Regions from separate parts of the Homo sapiens genome. Here region 2 is linked to region 1. Evidence: chromatin loops called from intact Hi-C (ENCODE). Cell type or tissue: HCT116. All regions are shown on one strand. Links, peaks and the distances in the headings refer to the core of each region. The heading gives the core; the rest is flanking DNA.

Region 1 (10,769 bases), core at 972-8,971:
GTGAGTTTCAAATGCATATTTTCCACTTACCAATGCATTCTCTTCCACAAGCATAACATCCCAATTCACCACAGGTGAAAACTTAAATGGACCATCACCTTGTTTCATGGGCCATCTGTGCTCCATTTATGACCAGTGATAGGGTCAGCGCCAACTACATGGTGGCAATCCAGCTCAAACATCCCATTTTATCACCTAGTTGCTCAATCCATTCCTGATATCAATTAATACAGGTTAGGTTTTCCAGAAGTAGACACTGATATAGAGTTTAAGGTGAAAAATATTCATTAAGGTTCAACATTTTTAAAAGGAAAAGGGAGGAAGCAGTATTGGGGAGAGGAAGAAATCAAGCTATGATAATGTGGGCAATATAGCAGCAAGCCCTGGAAAGAGTATTGCACGTAAGCATGTTCCTGAAATGGTCTGTATTCTCTCACCTTGCTCAGTCACAAAATACAGTCTATCCTGCAAAGGGTGTGGCCCTGGGAAAGGTGGCTCTTTGTACCTGAGGCACACCCTGAAGGATATGGCAGCTGGAGGCTATCCACTGACTGCCATTCCTGCACACTTCTTTCATTGAAGGAGGATTTCCATTCTGACCACACCATCTTAAATCTTTTTTTAAAGGCAGAATACAAATGTCTTAGTCTGTTTTCTGCTGCTGTAATAGAATACCACAGACTAGGTAATCTATAAAGAAAAGAGATTTATTTGGCTAATAATTCTGAAGGCTGTGAAGTCCAAGATCAAGGGCCACATCTGGTGAGGGATTTTTTTACTGTGTCATAACAGGGCAGAAGGCACCACATGCAAAGGATTGTCCCTTGGTGAAAGGCAAAAGAGTAAGCTCAAGAGACAGAGAAGGAAGCTGGACTCCCCCAGTAACCCACTCCCAGCATAAAGGTGTTAATCCATTTATGAAGGTGAAGCTCTCGTAAATGAATCACCTCTTAAAGGTCCCACCTCTTAATACTATTACAATGATAATTAAATTTCAACATGAGTTTTGGAGGAGACATTTAAACAATAGCAATCAATAAATATTTCATATGGGTTTCAGTTTGCTTTTGTAAGAAACCTTTAATAGGTTACAAGCCAATTATAGCTTACATAAATCCTGTAAAAGCATAACCATTGAAATCTGCAGTTATAGCCCAAACTGAAAGATGAATAATTTTTCATAAAACACATAAATAGGAATAGAATTAAATTGGCATCATTCTTATCATCACTTTGAGACATAGTGCTATTTCCAGTCACTCCCTGTTTGTAAATAAAAACACAATTTTTCATTACTTGAGAACAGTCTACAGCACAAAATTTTTCCCCAGATTTTGTGCTCACTCTAAAGAAGATTTACGGTGATGCTGTCATTAATCAAAATGAGAGAGATCTACTTTTTAAGTGGGTTCAGTATAGTGGCTTCTAGCAATTTCAGCCAGAATTTTTCTATGGAAACTGATTTACATTAATTCCTTAAATCTAATGCCTAAGAAGTCTGCTCAATATATTTCTATCTAGGAGAAAGAGCCAGACCTGACTAATAACCACACAAAGTTGCATAGACTTAAGGAACATTCTGAGAGGGGAGAAAAGGGAGAATGAGTCTCCCAAAAGATTCATTTATTTGAAATAAACCTTCATATTCATGGCTTTGGTTTCTAAAACGACCTAGTCATTCAATAGACAATAACAGTGTTTCCCAAAAGTGTGATTTATGAATCATCTGCATCAGAATCACTTTAGGTTCTTAAGGAGATAAAGTGCTTATTTTTCTAGGGAACGAGAAATTTGTATGTTTATATTTTTAACAGGCTAGTTAGGCGATACTGGAGCACACAAAGTCTGAGAACCACAGATCAATAGTATGTTCACTGTTCAGTCACAGGGTGAGTTGTTAAGCAATAGTGAAAGCTGACATAGGCTGAGCTCTATGTGCCAGGCTCTGCTGTAAGCTCTTCATGTGTGTTGTCTCATTTTATCTTCGCTATAATTCTACAAGTGAGAAACTGTTGTTACTTTCATCTCACAGGTGATAAAACTTAGGGACACACTTGGGGAATAGGAAATTTGGAATTAAAACAGAAAATTTTACTAGAAGCTGTACACACTCTTAACCACTAAATTCTACTGTGAGCCTATGTTGGGTTGAGACTGGGAGATGCAAAACTCAAGTCCTTATGCAGGAAATTTAGACATCCTCTAGTCCAAAAGCTGAGCACCTTCTGAACTTTCACTGTTGATAGTGAAGTCCTAATTACTTCTGTGTTTTATATATTGAAAATGATAATTTGATATGGATGCAACATTTTTTCAGATTACAAGTATTTGCCCCATTGAACCAAATATCTGTGTATGATATGCTCTGGAAATGATAAAGTACTCCAATTATAAGGATCCCGAAGATTGGATCCTTTGCAAAATGTCATCTTATCACTTTTGAAGAGCTGTCTGGCCTGACTCTGACTTGTCTTCAATTAATGAATACATCTATAAAACAATTAACTCATTTCTTTTCTCTCTCATACATATATATATGTGTGTGTGTATGAGAGATATAAAATATATATATATATATACATTTGACTGTCATACCATCATTGGCACAACTTTCTGAAATATGGTTTAATTTTTTAATGAGCTTATCAATACTGAAAACAAGGACATTATTCATGTCAGAGTTTTATGAAAATACACTCTTGGCTGTTTATTAAAAACAGAATATAATGAGACTTCAATTCCGTCATTAACTAAAAGCCATAAACCAGTATTCTTTTAAAAGTATTGTATAATTAAGAGTTATCTCATTCTACACTACTTCACTAATCATGATGATGAGGATCCCAATCAAAAGGATATTATCACTTGTCAGAGATAATCTTCTAACTTTGTGGTTGTGTAAGACACTTTTATTGGCTTCACATTTATATTTTGTTCCACTTCATTGCAATACTAAAGAGCTCTTAATTCATTAGCATTTTATTCAAATGCATTAAATCTACTTGTTTCTGATTCTAATAAAAAATAAAATTTCTGTATCCTTCAAGCCTGTAATTTTTTTAAGAAAGCCTTGATATTAGAAAATTTCTTTTTAGAATGGTATTTTATCCAATGAAACATAATTATTAATATTGTAAAACTTGCGTGGAGGCTTATAAGAATAAAATGCATTTGTTGCCAGTCTTTTTGGAGGGTTTTGTTGTTGTTGTTGTTTGTTTGCTTGCTTTTCAAGACAGGATTTCACTCTGTCACCCAGGCTGGAGTGCAGTGGCATGATCTCAGCTCACTGCAACCTCAGCCTCCTGGGTTCAAGTGATCCTTATTCCTCAGCCTCCCAAGTAGCTGGGACTACAGGTTCACACTACCATGCCCACAACTAGAGAACTACCTTAACTTCTATTGAGCAAGCAGAGGAGAAAGAACATTCAAACTGGGTCGAGTATTGTGGCTTATGCCTGTAATCCCACCCCTTTGTGAGGTCGAGGCAGGAGGATAGCTTTAGCCCAGGATTTCGACACCAGCCTAGGCAACATAGTGGGACAAGGTCTCTACTAAAAAATTAAAAATTAGCCAGGTCTGATGGTATGTGCCTGTATTCCCAGCCACTGTGGAGGGTGAGGCAAGAGGATCACTTGAGCCTGGGAGGTCAAGGCTACAGTGATCCGTGATTGTACCACTGTGAGACCCTGTCTCAAATTTTTAAAAAATTAAAACGAACTTTCAAACTTATCATGCACACCTTAAATGCCAGCTCTTTGGAGTTATTTGTACATGATTTTTCAATTAATTATCACCACGACAATTGGTAAAAGGCATTATAAACCCTATTATTACCAACCATTCACATATGAGAAGACTGAGATTCAATAGGTTAAGTGTTATGTCTAAGGTCACACAGTTAATAAGTGAATCAAAATCCCAAGGTCTTTTCCCACATATCATGTTATCTTCAGAGAAAATACTAGTAGCATATTAACAAACCAATGCAATCTCATTTGGATGTAAAACTAGAATGGTCATGTGTACAATACATTATAAGCAACTCCTTAGCCCTAAGTATTGCAAGTGCACACAGCAACAGTTTTACAGAGTGTCAGTTATTAAGCTGTGAGTTGATTTCAGAAAATAACCACTCTGATTTATTGGTAAGTAACCCAGGTAGATTGTAGAAGCAACTGTGGTTTTTCATACACAGGCAATATTTCAGTTAAGACGGTTTCTTTCCAATGATGTCATTAAAGTACCTCAGTGTTTAAGAATCATAGACCATTTGGTTACATAGCAATTGGTGAGCGTGGGAACTGTTGGGGAAATGGTATTTTGGATTGAGAATTTCGTTTCAAAAAATGGAAAGTTGCAAATGAAAGCTAACCCTTTTAGTCTTGTTACTAATGTGAGACTTGTTCTACACCACTGACCTCTTCCTGATCCTAGATAATGCTAAAAGATCATGAACCAAAATAGTAAAGTTGGAAGATACATCACTCACAGAAGACAAAGTGTGGTGTGGTGATGAGACTTACGGAAGAAAACTACTTCTATCGCTCTTTAGGCTTCTCTGGTTTTAGTTTTCTTCTTAACCCCCTCCCTCTGTAAACACACAGACACAACAGGTAGGAAACCAGCTCATTCCTCATTCCTCATTCCTCATTTGTTTAAACCAATGAATATTCTGCCTCAGAAGTCAGAACATGCTGCCTTATATAACGAGGTGTGTGTGTGTGTGTGTGTGTGTGTGTGTGTGTGTGTGTGTGTGATGTACTATTCTGGGGCAGAGGAAAGGGCAGGTAGAAATCCTGAGGAGCTATGGCAGGAAGAAAGAGTTGCTACCTCCCTTTCAAGCTACGTCGGGGAGAGGGGGTGGGGACTATACCAACCCATCACCACGCCGCATGCCACTCTCACACAGATGCTTCTCCGTCATGTTCTCTGGGAAATTTCCCCCCGATTAGGAAAAGGACGGTAACACGGTTCTGCCTCGGAAGGCGAGTTTTTACCACTGCAACACAAAGAACAGAGGAGCGCGCTTTCACATCGTTGCAACTTAACTCACTTGACCAGCTCTATACTTCAGCACCACGGAGAGCGGTACATCCTTGGCTACCACCCATGGGGAGCCAGCTTCTGGCGACTCAACACCGGATTCCGGTCATCTAGAGGAGGAACAAGCCTGCGTATTACACCCTCAATGTAAGCAGCTATGATGGTTCTTTCATATTGATTTTTTTTTCCAGTAGAGGTTGTGTTCTCGCTAAAATATGTAATTGAACTTTCATTTATCAGCCTTCTTCCTCTAGTGCACTGCTTAGATTTTTAGATGGATCTGAGATCTTTCTTATTTGTTGAGTTGGTAGAAGAAATTTTTTTTTTCTTTTATAGAATGTCTAAGTTTTCAAAGCCATTTAGAAACGGACAACTCATGTCGGTAGCCTATTCCTTTTGTGCTAGAGTAATATAGTTTTATTCCTAGATGAGTGTATAGGTGTTGTCTCTTCTTTCCCTTCACTACTGACAGCTTTCTAATGTATTTATGTGGTTGTATTTATCATAATATAAATATAGGGGTGAGAGAAGGGAGAGGGTTATATTCTAATAAGTAGCCACTGTTAAAGAACTACAGGTGGCAAGAAAGAGATTGTCATTTTTCTTTTCTTCTTGTTGAAAATATGGTCTGAGCTATGTATCTCCTTTAGACATCCATTTCAAAATAACAAATATGCTCCTAATGAAAGAGGTGTAATCTAGGCAGAGCTTTGAAACTCTCATAATCTCCCCTTTAAGTTTGAAGTTGTAAATTCATTTACCTATGATTGAGTAGACACAACCAAAATGCTATTGCTATTAATTATAATTTAGAGGCGTAATGGATTCAGGGTAGACTCAGAAAAGGCAATAATGATTGACCCTGTCTGGTGGCACTCAGTGAATTTTTGCCTCAGAATGCCACCTGCTGGTGGGTCTTATTTCTGAAGCACCGAGTACACATCAAATTTATGAATGAATTCACATTAAATCCAGAATATTCATTATGGATGTGATGCAAACCCAATCTCCAAGATCTTTTTAACAATGACATTGATTCAATTATTTAAAAGCTTACCAAACTTCTATGTCACAATTACCCTTTCATAAATATTTATTTCCAAAAACACTTGCTCCTAAACTTAGGTGCATGTAGACTAGATAACTCCTTTAGGCAGTAATTAACCCAGAAAAAAATCAGAACTATGTGGAGCCTCATTGAGGCTAATTGCAGAATGCATGCGGTATCTTGGATGAGAGCTACCAGGAGCTCTTGCTTAGTAAAGGCAATCAACATTTCCCTCCATATAAATATTAAGCATGTTACTTTTTTTCAGTATTGTCATTTCATAATATAAGGGCCTCTCTTTCTTTCTCAGTAGTAGATGTTTATTTCAGACTCTTATCATAGAGGTCAGTGAAATCATCAAAAGGTTACACATATCTATTTTATTTCAAGAAAAATCTTTTTTAAAAATAAAGCTATCAAAACTTGTTTCAGCTCCACCTGGAGCTATACACAATGAGATATAGACATCCAGTTTCATAACTTCCAACTTCCAAATAGGAAAATAAGGATTTTAAAAGTAAAAAGAAAAATAGAAGCACATACAAAGCACTAGTTATATTTGGATAGGTGGTACCTAGGACAGTTTGAAAAAACTGAGGATAACTTCTTCTCTAAATGATGTTACTTGGTAGAAAATAAATTACTAATAGAAACACTTATTAACATTCAGGAACACTAGATAATATTTTTATTCCAAGATGCAATGGAAAAACCATCCCACATTAGTAGAATTATTTGGAAAGTATATCTTAATATAAAACATTTTAATGAGTAAAAGAAGGATACTTTGCTTGTTTCCTGTAGGATTTAACTGGTGAAATGTATGAACTCGTGTATACCTTGGGGTAGTTAGGTATATATCTTTTTTTTCTTTTATTTAAAGTATATATGTTGTACAAGCAAATTATTATCAGTAGCTTAGATGGGAACTTAAATGCCTTAAACCCACAATTAATATATTTGTAATAAGTTAAATAGAGCTAATAATATCCAATTTCACTAGAGCACTTACAAGGCAATGATAAATAGTTTACGTTCACTATCTCACCTCAATTTCAACAGAAAAAGGAAGGTGATACTTAGAAATAAGTTGGATGCCTTGGGAAATATGTAAAAATTTTCAGGAGTAGTGTGAAGAAGTGAGAATGTCTCAATTTTCTGCTCAGTCACCAAGGGACATCATATGCCCTCTGATATTAGCTGCTTCATCTAGCAACTTATGGGCCATAATTTATAGTGGAGCTAATTAGAAACTGATTTTACTTAGGAATTCATACCTTATTTTAAATGTTGCCAGTCATAAGTAGGAAATAACAGTCATAGAATTATATGGCTCCTGCATTTTGTGAGAAGGAAGATGCTGGTAAACACCAACAGCTCCAGTGTACTGATCTTCTTAAATGATCAACCCAGATTCAAATATTTAGGAATGAATTAAGTTGATTGACCAAGCACCATATGCAAGGCATCAGGAGTACAGGGCACCAGGTGCATATGCCATATACACGAGTATTCCCTACCCTCAAGGATCTTGAACTCTAATGGAAAAAGTTATAGCCTAAAGAAACTCAGAAAAACAAAAAACAAAACAAAACAAAAAAACAGAAAGACAAAAAGAAGATGGCTGGCAGTGGCATACTAGCCAAAAGCACAAACTTTCAAAGCAGACAGACTAGATCCTTAATAGTGAGTCCACCACTGACACATTGTGTAGCTTCGGAAAAGTGGTTAATTAATTTGACCATCACTTCATCATCTGTTAAATGGGAATGACAATAGCACCTAAACCATGTAATAGTTTGTGAGAACTTAAAATGATAATGCATGTTCTCAAATGTGTCATGTTCGCTATACATTTCTAATCATTTTTGCTTAATGATTTATGTACTTACCTCCTTTTTTATATGTTTATATTTACAATTCATTCATCATTACATTGCCATTTGTCTTTACAGGCTGGCTTTATTGTGTTGAGTATCTATAATGTTAAATTTCTCTTTATATCTTATTTGAAAAATAAATGAATAAATAAATATAAATGACAATGTACATAAATTACTCAGCATGGTGGCTGGCACATGGTTAATGTGAAACAAATGTTAGTCACTATGATTAAATAGTCATTCAGGAAAATAGCTAACCTTATCAGAAGATAATTTATTTAAAACAGTAATTTATGTAAAGCACTTAGGACAGTGTCTACATGGTAAATGTGTAATATATGTTAAATATAACTATTGTATAGTCATTTAGAAAAATAGCTAAGCTGAGTATATCAATGTACAGTAAAATGTGAGACAATTCTAATAATTGTGTACCTAAGTGCATTGATAGGTAAGATTTTGATCATTATTGTCATGAACATTTGTATAAAGTGTTATGGTATCCAGGGCATTTGGTAGACATTATTTAATCCTCACTGTGCTCCTGAGGAACATGAGGAATGGGCTTTATTACTCCCTTTATTTTGGCAAGAGAACTGTGGTTTAGGAGAAGACTCCAAATGACTATTTCATCACTGTTGCTCTAGACTAATACTCAGAATATGTACTCTTGGGAGAAGATGCACAGATCAAAGCTGAGTTTTCCTGGGTGTTTGATCTGACTCCTAGATTCTGTTTGGTTCTATATCCAGTTGGGGAATATTACAGGCTGAATTGATTTTAAGCTTGGATAATTTCCATAGAGAATTTTGATGCATGTAGCATTTTAGAAAAGAGACAACAAATATCTCTAAAAAAACATTTTGATTAAGTGGCCTTTTCTTCTTCAGTAATTAACCACAATTTCTGTCTCCAAAAGGCTTTATGGCCATGCTCATCTGCAGCTGGACTTAGGGCACAAGATTTATACTTTTCATGGGTCAATGACATCTGGCTTCCTTCAGACTGGCTGATGCATCTGTAAGAGCAGCTTGATAAAAATAACAACTGAAGGATCAAGAGGGAGTTTAATAATCAGTCCTCCTCTCATATATGGTTTTGTTTCCGCTGGAATCCTTCTTCCAAATGACATCAAATGTTAATTGTATGCATTTCTGGAAAATGTAAAACAAAGTGTCTTAATTGGGGTATTTAATCACACATTATCTCAATAATATGTGCAAATAAAAATGTATTTGCATTCAAAGTTCATTTTTAAGAAAAATACTAAAATAAGGGCAATCAAATGCCAATTGCATTTTAGGGAGATTCATTTTGCTTATCATTGGCCCTAAAACTGTGATAAGATCTCCAGAGTTCATCAGGGCAGCACATCTGATTCATGAGTGTAAGCTTTGGCCACCAACTATTGAGAGACATGTGACTTTATCTTTCTGACACAGCATCTTTTGTGGATTCTTTCCAACCCGTGTGATATGTATAGCTAAAACATGAATATCTGTGATATCAAAATTAAATAGCAAGGATATGGTGGCTGAATATATTCACAAGTGCATAAATGTCTAAAAAGTATCATTAGAGGGATATTAGGGTAAGAGGGAGTCAGAGCTAATAAAAAGGCCACAGTGAGGTTAAAAGGCCTCCATCAATATCTGCATCAATTCTCATGGCTTCATAGTCTATTGTGAAGCCCCTCGCATTGGAAGCAATTTCACTGAGTAGCACATGCCATTATCTGCTTATATGCATACATGACTCTAAGGCTCATAAGATTTCATTTTTAATGCTAAATTCTGCTAGGAAAGGAACAGAATTGATGATTTTGTGAGCATCCAAATGTTTTTCAAGGCTGAGGTTTTAAAGGCTGCGAAAGAGTCTTGTTTATTTCTTACTACATCTGGGTGTCTGCTTTCAAGGTCATTCAGAAAAATGCTTGTCAAATGGTGAGGACATTTTAACGTCTGCCAAGTACTAGCTATACACATATTTTTTTTGATAAAACATAATTATTGTAGAAACATCAAGATTTATATGATGCCCTACCCTTGTGCAGAAATTATTTGTCCAAAGTCTTAGGACTTAAGATTTAGTCTTTTCACTTGACCTACCAGAGTTTCTTCACCTAAAAGATGAGAATGCTAATACTTTGCTTTTTATGTTTTGTTTTGTTTTGTTTTGTTTTGTAATGAGTGGAATTAACAAACAATGCTTGAATATCCTTTAAGTTTGTAGGCTGCAGTGTCTATGATATTCACAGGGACTCTGAATTTAGATTGAGTACTTACGTGTTCCTTGTGAAATATTTCTCTGCTATGACTTGGTTCAGTAGTCATTAAATTTCCTTTGAGTTAATCTCTCCATGGCTTGTTGCTGTGTAATAGTTGGGTACCCTTGACCTTGTAGTCTGACCTATTCTCCCTCTTGAGCAGACCTCTAATGGAAAAGTGCCGTGGAATCAAGCTGTATTGCAGCTTCTTCTCGGACAGCTGCTGTTTCGTATCTGACACACTGCTCAGATGCTCTTGAGTGTAAACTGCTTTTTCTCAGGTTGAGTTGTGATGGCTAAGAATAAAAAAAAGTGTTTCTGAGAGAAGTAGAAGCCTATTGTAGGACAGGCTGAGTACTTCCATGAAAAAGATTATTATTAGTCTTCTTTGGGCTCATCTTCTACCTGTGTGTGTGTGTGTGTGTGTGCCCAGATGACAGGCCTTGAAACTGAGTTCATTACATCTCCTGAAACAAAGCCTCTTGGGAATACAAATAGGGTAACTGCTTAGCTTTCGACTCAGTAACTT
Region 2 (10,769 bases), core at 1,053-9,052, 59 kb before region 1:
ACCAAAGTTTCCAGATCCACTTTGACCTCTTTGGCTGGATAAAGCACTAGCCATCTCTTGCTTTGACAGGGCTTTTCTTACTTCAAAGTTGTAGCCATTCCCACAGGATGGTATTTCTGAATGACAATCTTATCCACAGAGTCATGGTCATCAAAGGTTACAAAGGCAAAACCCCTTTTATTGCCACTGCTTCTGTCAGTCATGATTTCAATCACTTCAATTTCCCCATACTGTTCAAAATAATCTCTGAGGTGATGTTCTTCAGTGTCTTCTTTAAAGCCACCAGCAAGTATCTTTTTTACAGTTAAGTGGGCACCTGGTCTTTGAGAATCTTCTCTTGAGGCAGCTCTCTTTGGTTCCGTGTTTCTTCCATCCACCTTGTGTGCCTTGCATGCATGACTGCATCCACTCCTCTTCCGCAGTGGCATATGTGTCAAACCCAAAGCCCCTGGAGTGCTTGGTGTTTGGATCCCTCACTACCGCACAGTCCGTGAGCGTTCCCCATTGCTCAAAATGGCTCCTCATACATTCATCGGTTGTTTCAAAGCCCAACTCTTTGATGGAGAGCTTCTGCAGCTGTTCAGCCTCTTTAGGAGACTCTGACTTAGACACAATGACAGTCAGAAGAGGGACTTTAACAATATTTCCTCAGTGTCATCCACAGGCAGAAAGCTGTTTACCTTTTAAACGGTAAATGGTAGACATCCCATGGGGAGAGACATGAACTACATACAGAGTAAAACCATTTATACAAGGAAACTGACCCCTATAAATTAACAAGGAAACTAAATGAACTAGAAAGAACTTCCTATGTTTCCCGAGTTTCAAAAAGGAGTCTGTCCATCTGATACTAACCAAAGTCATAAATAAAATATTAGCAAATGGAATCCAGCACTGAGTTTAAATAATGAAAACTGATGTTAATGGCAGAATGTTTCCATGGTAGGAAATGCATTAATATAATTAATCACATCAATATATGGAGAGATAAAAGGAAATGACAGTTTTGATCATGGCAGAGTAGCTTCTACTGAGTGACTGAGATAGAAGCTCTGACTGCGGTGAGCCCAAGGGTGAATTAGATGAGGAATTGAGACAGCAGTTATAGAAGAGTCTTTCCAGGCTTGTAGGAAATAGCATAGGAAAGAGAGAGATGGGGTAGGAGCTTGAGACAGTGCACAGGGACAAATGATAAGTTAGGGTATGTGCCTTTTCAAGGTTTAAATATTAGAACATATTTATAGCCTGCAAGATAGGTGTCAATGTTGGGGGAATGTGTCAATATTAAAAAAGGGGAGGGGAAGGGAGGGGAGAGGAGGGGAGAGAAGGGAAGGGAAGGAAAGGGGGTGAACCTTCCAACTCTCAGTGAGTCTGATAAGGGGTTAAGAGCACAGACTCTAGAGCCAGACTGATGGGTTTGCATCCTGTCTCCATCATTTACTAGCTGCGTGTGACCTTGGGCAAAATACTTAACCTCTCTCTGCCTCATATACTCCCCTGCAAGGTAAAAATACTAATGATGCCTTCCTCATAGAGTTGCTATAGGATTAAATGAATTAATATTTTATAAAGTGCTTAGAACAATGTCTGGCAATATCTGTCAAATAAAACAAATAAAATATCTGTCTTCTACTAATTAATTATTTGTACTATTTGTTATTAATATTACCAGGTATAGAAAATGTATTATTGTATCTATTGTAGAATAGAAATTATTCCTTTCTGACTGGGTACAGAGAAAAGGATGGCAACAGGAATTGAAAAGATGCCAGATAATTAGAAGAAGAGTTGAGATCAAAGGTTGCCCATGCCACCTATGATCATCATGGAAGAGAGGCCGGATTCCCCGGAGTGTTGAAGGTGATGAGTCAGCCAGAAATCCCCAGATCCCACTCTGCCCCAGGATCATGTTGGCCATCATAACAAAACAAGGAAGGAGTGTGAAGGAAGAAGAAGTCAGAGCAGAATAAAGTGGCACCTGGGGTGAAGAGAGAGCCCAGGAGAAGAGCCAGGTGGTTAAAGAAGGACCTCCATGTTTGTTCCTTTATGCTTCCATATTATTTGAATCTTTGATAATGAAAATATGTCAATATAATATTTAGGCAGCTAAAAGAATGAATAAAGTGCAAGATGTAACTATCCAGGGAAAGCGAGAAAGGGCACACAGGAAGATCTCCCTGTATTGTTTTGTACAGCTGTATGTGAATCTATAAGTGCATCAGTAGAAATTTCAATTTAAAAAAAAAAATGATAGTGTGTTCTTGGGGGGAAAAAAATCCCTACACTGTCTTCCTCACTGTAATCTCAACCACCACATCAGGGGGACACAGGAGTATATATTTTATATGTAGAAATTAAAATTATGACAAAAGGCACACTTCTGTCTGTGCATAATATATCATGGACCAGGCAAAGTGACTGAAGCAAAGGATATTCTGACAGGCGCTTGAGGGGGAAAGGCCGGCAATCAGCCTCTCAAGGGCCTGTGAGAATATCCTTTGCTTTGGTCTCTTTGCCTGGTCCATGTGTTTTTTTGGGTTTTGTTTTTGTTTTTTGTTTTGTTTTGTTTCGTTTTTTAGCTCAGAATGTTGGTGTTGTCAGTGTGCTAAGAACTGAGCAGCATGTAAAGGTGGACAAACAGGAGCCCAGTTCACAGTATCGACAGATGAACACATTTGTCATGTGTTCATGACAGCACAACCTAGTCACTAAGAACAGGGGTTTTATTAAAAGGCAACCTTTAGATTCTAATCTTTCTACTGCCACTTACTACCTGTGTGGCTTTGGGCAATTTTCTAAACCTCTCTGGGCCTCTATTTCCTCATCTGTAATAATTAGACTATTACTGTATCACCTTATTTGAAAGAAGAAATGTCGGGAGTCTTCATGATAAGCATGGCAATTAACAAGTATGTTGATATTGACTACTCTCAAAACTTTTTGAAGATAATAGTTAAGGAACAAAGGATGTATTACATGCAAGCCCAAAGAAAACAGAGTAGGCAAAAGGGGAGAGTGGCATCAACAAGATTTTTGGAATATCGAAAATTGCTGAAGTAACAAAGTAACAGACCAGACTGAACAGAGGAAGTTGAAACCTAAAAATGTCTACCCAGACTTTCTTGTAAAATCCAAGTATAAAAGAATTAAAAGGTATTTTGGCAATCAAGGTTCTCTCTTTAAAATGGGACCTAAGACTCAAAGAACAGCAACTTGCTCAGGGAGACATGGCAGCAAGAAGCAGAGCTGGAACGAGACCAGATTAGATCATGACATGCCAGAGAGAAGCAGCAGCATGTGCAAAAATATGGGTGCAAAGTGTGACCAGTCATGCTGCAAACTGCAAGTCACTTCATTTGGCTGGAGTAGCAAGGGCATGAAAAATACGAAGAGGAAAGGGGCCTGACTGTACTGTGGACACCTGTTACACACTGTTTAACCATTACTAGAACCCAACCAACAACCAGCTCTGGAGTCTTTCTGGGGGAGCCTGAGCAAGATACTGCAACCCACTGAGCCGTCTTCCTGGTCTGGCTGCTGATGACCTAACTCAAATCCTAATGCTTTGCCATTAGGTATTTCTTCTTCCTTGATATGATATCTAAGCAGGAATGTCCGGTGCACTGACCAAAGTCAGGATCTTCTGTTTTTCCTAGTCTGGGGCTATAGAAGTCTGCAGGAAGATTACTGAGATGGGAAGAAATGAAGAGGGAAGAAAGGAACTAGATGGAGCACTTCAGCATCTCCACAGCCAAATAACCTTGGCAGACTGTTTGATTTTTCCAGAAAGTATCTGCAAAGGCAGAGACGCACTGCAGAAGACAGCGACATGAAGGAGGCCACTTTTGATATCTTGAAACTAGTGGAGGTTCAGAATGAATTTGCTGCTCCTCTGGCCCCAGGTGACAGAGCTGTTGGAAGCCTGAACGGAGTTCAGCAAATTAATCTTGCATATTTTATGGGTCCTGAATGCTGCATTCCTGATGTTGATTACCGACTCCACCAGTGAAGGGGGGATTTGTTTTATGGTGATTTCAATTACAGATAACTGTTATACCCAGAATCACACAGCAGCTGCTTGTAAACCAGAACTTGATATGAACGCAGGCTGTCGAAGGCCAAGGACTGCCCAGAACATGCTTTTAATTTAAAGCTGATGAGAAATAGCTGTTTCTAGAGAAAGAAGTTCTGTTCTTTTCATGTTTTGTGTGCTTTGAATTCAGTATAACACAGAAATGAAATATGACAGCATTCATGCTTAATGCGCCTTTCTGGTTTTCTACTGGGGATAACCGGGATTTTAATATTGTTATCTGGTGGGCAGAGAGAAATGACCTAGCAATCCTGACACCCCCAACTTGGATTCTCTGCGTTATAGAATAGGTTCCTGGCTTCATGCAAGGGACTCGGGAGGATGCCTATGCATGACACCTAGAAACACCAGGGGGCGCTGCAGGGTGGCAAAGGGCCTTCAGGCATGCAGGCTGTCTAGGCAATGAAGGCCTTTTTCCTTGTCATGCTTGGCGACTGAAAGACAGCCTTCCTCTGCTTAAGCCACCAATGTGTGCATAGCCAAGGGCAGCAGGCTAAGCATCTCCATTTGAGAGACCAAGTCTCAGGCAAGTGGTAGCCCCATCGCAGAGGCCTAGAGCATCACAACTGCAAAGGAGCAGGCGTTTAGTATAACCCGGCATTTCACTGAGGGGAAACTGAGGTCGTGGGGGCAGGTCAAGGTAACAGGAAATTGGAATCTCACCTTGGACTAAAATCAGACTTCAGTGCTAATTTCAGAAACCCATTATTTTCATTTTCTTACTGATTCCTCATACCAGAGTCTGAAAAGGCAAAATGTTTGAACCTTTCATCTCTTACATTTTCCATCAAATCATCTTGAAGAATGCCACACTGTTGGGTTCTCTTTTCTGTTTTAAAAACCTGGTGGTCAGCCCTGTAGGTATCCCGCCCCAGGAACAATGGTTTACAGTAAAGGAGAATGACAGACTCAGCCCTGTCACCCTCCAGTGCCAGTGTGTGTAAGTGTACAGAACAAATTTATTTCCCTGTGTCTACACTTGCATAGGTTTGACCCTGTGCACATAAGTCCTAACCCCTCCCAGCCTTTTTCTTTCTGGTCCAAAGAGTACTCCCTGCATTTTCCATTCCACAGGCCTGGCATGAATCCCACACACTAATATAATTAATTTTAATTTTTATAAAGAAAAACAACGTATTGTTGAGATTTGTGGGGATCCCCATGGAAACCAGGAATCCATATCCTCACCAACCCATGACACACATCAAAGTAACTATTTTTATACCTAAATGATTAGCATTTAAGCCCTGTTTATAGAAATCTCTCTAGCAAATTCCCAGTAATTGCTCCAGGCTCTTCCTCTCAGACCTCCTTGTCTGGCCAGACACAGCTGCTGCTTCTTCCTAGTCTGGCTGCTGATGACCACATCATCCCAGCTTTGGGATGAGGACATTTTGCTTTTCAATTTCTCATTGCACAGATTTAGGGAAGCATACATCTTCCCAAAAGGCAACTCCATTCTCCTGGAGCTGGCCATTGCAAAGGCCCATGGGCTCTGCCTCACACAGAGTGTGTAGAGAGGCTGGTCCTTGTGCACCTCCCAGCCTGTCCCCGATGGCGGGACCTGACTCATCGCCTCCACCAGGATGCTCCAGACATCTTCATGCACATTGTCTCCCAAGCCCCTCTGCACTCTTGGCCCCAGATTAGGAACATAGTCCTTCTATACCCTCTATCCAATGCCAGCAACCCTCCTGCTCTAGAATTAACTTCTTCTCAGGTTGACAATGGAAACCTCTACTTCCTCAGGAAGCCACCCGCAAGTGCACCCTGGAAAAAAAAGTCATAAAACCCAACAGTATCTGGCTTTTTACTACAATAAATAACAGCCCAAAGCTGGGTATGGTGGCTCACGCCTATAATCCCAGCAATTTGGGAGGCCAAGGCAGGCTGATGACCTGAGCTCAGGAGTTCAAGACCAGCCTGGGCAACATGGTGAAACCTGTTTCTACAAAAAATACAAAAAATTAACTGGGCGTGGTGGTGCACACCTGTAGTCCAGCTACTTAGGAGGTTGAGGTGGGAGGATGGTTTGAGCTTGGACGGCAGAAGTTGCAGTGAGCAGAGATCGTGCGTACCACTGCACTCCAGCCTAGGTGACAGAGCCAGATCCTGTCTCAAAAAAATAAATAAATAAAATAACAGCCCAAGAACTATAACAATGGTCCAATCTACCCTGCCTAAGCTTGACCCTGGTCCTGTTCATAGTCTTTCCTCACCGGAAAGAGATGAGTTCAGACAGGTGCCCCTCTCGCCCTCATCTGGTCCTAGCTCCCTTCTTCTGTCAGCAGATGCCAGAGTGAGAAGACACATGTGTTTTCTAACACTGGGCATGGGCAGGTCAAACACAGAGGTAAGAACAAAACAGAATGAAACTGAACAAGCTCCAGCTCAGAGAGGACACACTGCCAGCATTACCAGCTGTCTTTTCAGAACAGAACACTCAGAATCTCAGTTTGTAGGACTTCCATTTTGTTGTTTGGTACATGTGGGAGCTTCCCCAAGAAAAATGAGGTGGTTTTTAATTACCCAACATCTGCATGACTGGAAGCCCCTCCCAACCCCACCGGAGAGAGTGCTTGCGGAAACGTAGGAGGATCTACCCCCAAAGACAAGTTGCAGTGTTCATTCAAAAATGTGGAAATTGCCTTCAACTCCTCAAATGGCAGCATCTCCAACTTCTAAAAAATATATAGTACCTGCCATATAGTACCAATGCATACCTCTGATGCATTCAGAGGACCCTCTCAGTGCAGATACCAACATGGATGTTTCTAGGCTTCTTAATCCACAAGGGGTTCTCTGCAAATGCAGCTATGTTTAAAAAAAAATTAAGACAGGGAACAGCATGATCAAGTATTAAAGTACAGTTTTTGGTAAATTGAAGCCTTTAGGGGAAAATGATATAATAAACATGATGGCCCAACTCAGCACATCAGTTCTTTGAAAATGCTTCGATTTTTTCTTTCCAAATAAAGAAGTGGACTTCCGGACCCAAATTAGTAAGAGATAAAAACCTACTATTGTATTATGAACAGCCAAGAAAGGGTGAGTTCTGCATTCAACAATGCGCGAAATATTAAGAGGGCACTCACCTAGTTTCAGGCACAGGAGAGTAGAATCTCACCATTGAGACCACACTACCATGTGATTTGAGTCAAGGCCACCCTGTGAGCTCCACCTCTACTTCCCCTGGTGCCATCATTTCTCTGGGCAGCACCATACTACTGGACATATCAGTGGCTCTGAAGGCCCCAGTGCCAAACCCAGATGCTGCTGCTCTCTGAGAGGTCCCTGGGTGCTCAAAATCGCAAAAGATCATGAAGAGGTGTGTGGGGAGTGGCATGGTTTATATGCTCTTGGAGGCGGGGTTCCTATGCTCTCAGAGGGGCCCAGAAGCAATGTTCCTTGGTCACTTCCCTTAGAGCCCCCTCCAGCAGCCTGCTCACCACAGACCTCAGTCATCCATCAGACAGAGCACAAGATCAGAGATAAACAAGGAAGAAGGTCTTTTCATTGGATAACACTTGACACTTCTCAAGTTTGCCCTGCCTGGTTCCTCTGCCGTTAGGATAAGTTCTCTCCAGGAGGCTCCTTAGTGCCTGGTGCAATGAGAATTTCGGCTGGCTCACTTCCTGATCTAACAGATACACCAACTTGTGCCTGATGCCCAGTGGGCATTAAGCTCCATGCCCCCCAGACATAGATGACACACCAGCCTGGAGGGTAGAGCTACTATGTCTGCCCTGTGCAGTCATCCAAAATGTGCCCACACTCACTGGCCTCCTGCTTCTCATTTTAGTACCCATTTCTATCTCAGGGCATGACATCTGTTGGTGGAATTGACTATTGTTTAACGATAAGGTTCAGAACTCAACAACCAGGATGGCGAAGAAGATGGCTGGCCGCTGGGGCATCCCTTCTGCCAGCTGTTGGGACTGCATGCCTTAGGACCCTCTTCAAAGGGAGGATGAGAGCTGCTCATTCTCTTACTCCTCTCTACTGATTCTCTGTGAGCCACAACTTACATTGGTTGCTGCCTCGGGAAGAGTTGAGATCCTACATGGATCCTCACCTATATGGTGAACTGAGCACAGTGCCTGGCACACAACAAGCCCTGACCCAAGCATGCCCACTCTCCAACATGTCCATTCATCCAGAGAGCTCTTGAATTTCTTAAGCCCTCCTGGGTAACATATACATGCAGTCCCAGGCTCAAGGAACTTAGAATATAAGAGATACACAGACAAAGCTGCAGAAACCCTTACTGAGATAAATATCAGAAGACATCTTCAAGGAAAGCAACTTCCAGTGTAGCCAGAATATTCGCCTTAGTGCAAGCATAGCCACGATCCTGGGCATGTGCTTTCAGACCCTGTTTCATCCATTTCTTTGATGAATTTAATTTTGCCCCTTTTATTGATGAGATCTGGGTGCACTTTAGTTTCTGCCTGGGTTGACAAGGAAATGAGTTGATGAGGTATAATCTTCCAATAAAGAAAGTACATATGGGAGCATATGTTAGCTCCGTAAACCAACAATCTCCATTGTAACCATTGAATGATTATTTCCTATCTTTCCTCAAATGCTCCATGGGGAAGCTCTCAGCAGGAGGGACAGAGTGAGAGGATGGAAATCAGCCCTGAGCCAAAGCAAACACTCTCTTTCTTTGCTTCTCTTGCCAATGTCACTAAATTTATAGATGGCATAATTGGAAAGCTCGGCTTTTAGCCAAGTGTTGTTTTCTGAAGGGGTCAGGGGTGGGGGAGCAATAAAAATGTTAATTGCTCTACACGCAAGCTCAAGGCCAGCTGCCCCCTGCTCCTATGCCACATCAATCATTGCAGCCCCTAGTCCTACCCAGAGATGAGGCTTCTCTAGTAGAACTCCCAGTAAGAGGAATAATCCACACTGACCTCCTCAGGGGCCTGCAGCTTCTGACTGCAAGATAAACATTTGCAATATGGGCCTTATATTATTTCCAAGGCTCTGGAAACTCCATTCTCCAACTCAGAAACCGAGGGTCACTCTGTTTCTGAGAGTGCAGAATGAAGCAGTGTTGGACCTACTAAAGCAACAGTCCCACAAAGACAGAGACCCCCACCTGTGACTGCTAGATCCCGAGCCCCTGGCACTGAGAGAAGCACAGTAAATATTCATGGTCTCTCCCCTCTGGCTACTACCTTCACTTCTTCCCTCATCCCTCTACCCATAGACAAAGACAGAGAAACACAGATACACCCAAAGACTCAGCCAGACACCTAACAGGACACATGCACACAACATAATACAGGCACACACACACTACACGTTCACATATACCCCTTTCCCCCACTTCCCCATGCACACACACACAGAGACAACTTAACCTTAATAACAAAATGTAGGGCTAGAATTACCATTACTTATTTCATCAGCTTGATGCTCCACTTTCCTAGTGAAAATACAGCAATTTATACCGTGTAGGGGGGTGAGTATTTTGTTTCATTTATCTCCCAGCTTCATTGGCCATTAGAGTTTTTCTAAGGCCAATCTCTTCATTTTTAAAATGGGAACTCAGAGGCCCAGATAGGAAGGGAGGCTGCTTAAGTGAATTAGAGAGGGTCAGGAATGAATATGGTTCTTTGTTTCTTAAGCTAAGTGATCCCGAGTTCCTTCTTGTGATGTCTCAGCCATTGTGCCCACCTTGGCCAACCTGGTAACAAAAGGGACTACCATTTATTGTGTCTCCCAATTCCCAGACATGGGACTAGGCCCTTGGCACGTGTTATCTCTAATCTCAATGTCAACACTTCGGGGTACATGCTATCATCTCCATCTCAGCACTAAAGAAACCAAGGTTCAAGGAGGCAAAATATTCAGATGAACCACATGAATCTGTCAATATTCATCATCATCCAACAAAAATGGCAAATTAATAATTTTCCACAAGCCTCAGAGCAGGTAAGTGGCTGAGCCACATTGTGCCTCCAGAACCCTTTCCCCTCTCTTGCAGCCTCCCAGGTATACAGATCAGCCTCCAGCTCCTCTGACCCCGACACTGGCCTGTGAGCCAGGCCTGCACTGTCTACCTCCTCGCCTTGGCAGACCCTGCTCACTGACCACTCCATCACAGCTGTCTCCTGTCTTTTCTGTTTTTTTTTGTTTTTTGTTTTTTTTTTTTGGAGACAGACCCTTGCTCTGTCACCCAGGCTGCAGTACAATGGTGCAATCTCTGCTCATTGCAGCCTTGACCTCCTGGTCTCAGATGATTCTCCCATCTCAGCCTCCTGAGTAGCTGGGACCTACAGGCATGAGCCACCATGCCTGGTTAACTTTTTAAAATTTTTTGTAGAGATTAAGTTTCACTATGTTGCCTACGCTAGTTTCAAACTCCTGGCCTCTAGTGATCCTGCCTCTTTGGCCTCCCAAAGTGCTGGGATCACAGGCATGAGATAACGTGCCTGGACTTCCCTGTCTTTTCTGATCTCAGCTCCTTCTGCTTTGGAACTTTTCCTCTCTCATCAGGACTCTGACTGTTGCTTTGACTCTTCTTTTATCCATGAGGACAGCTTGTGCCCACACTGACCCTACGCTGTCTACACAGGTCCAGACAGCTTCTCTCCTTTCCTGGACTGTCTCTCCTGGACTGTCGGAGCCTCTTGAGCACTTATGCTTCACATTTTTTTTGAAGTTT

Evidence for each region. Hi-C counts contacts between places; a loop is a spot of excess contacts. Peaks named below come from ENCODE experiments on the same cell type or tissue, not always from the same donor. Only the 100,000 strongest peaks of a DNase experiment are listed, where the experiment ranks them.
Region 2: a loop joins it to region 1, with 4 times the contacts of the local background. A loop is called at or near these places in 10 of 110 quality-filtered maps.

The regions. Positions count from the first base shown.
Region 1 is chr5:136,359,674-136,370,442 of GRCh38, reverse strand. It overlaps TRPC7 (transient receptor potential cation channel subfamily C member 7), which reads left to right and starts at 4,898. Exons shown (of 12, transcript NM_020389.3): 1 at 4,898-5,190. The coding sequence starts at 5,189. In HCT116, for the core only: a CTCF peak has its summit at 5,958 (motif pointing left); a DNase peak (open chromatin) is centred at 5,945; H3K27me3 peaks cover 1,407 bases.
Region 2 is chr5:136,418,735-136,429,503 of GRCh38, reverse strand. It overlaps the pseudogene HNRNPA1P13. Among named protein-coding and RNA genes, the nearest start is that of TRPC7, 59 kb to the right of the region's middle. In HCT116, for the core only: a CTCF peak has its summit at 4,425 (motif pointing right); a DNase peak (open chromatin) is centred at 4,453; H3K27me3 peaks cover 2,000 bases.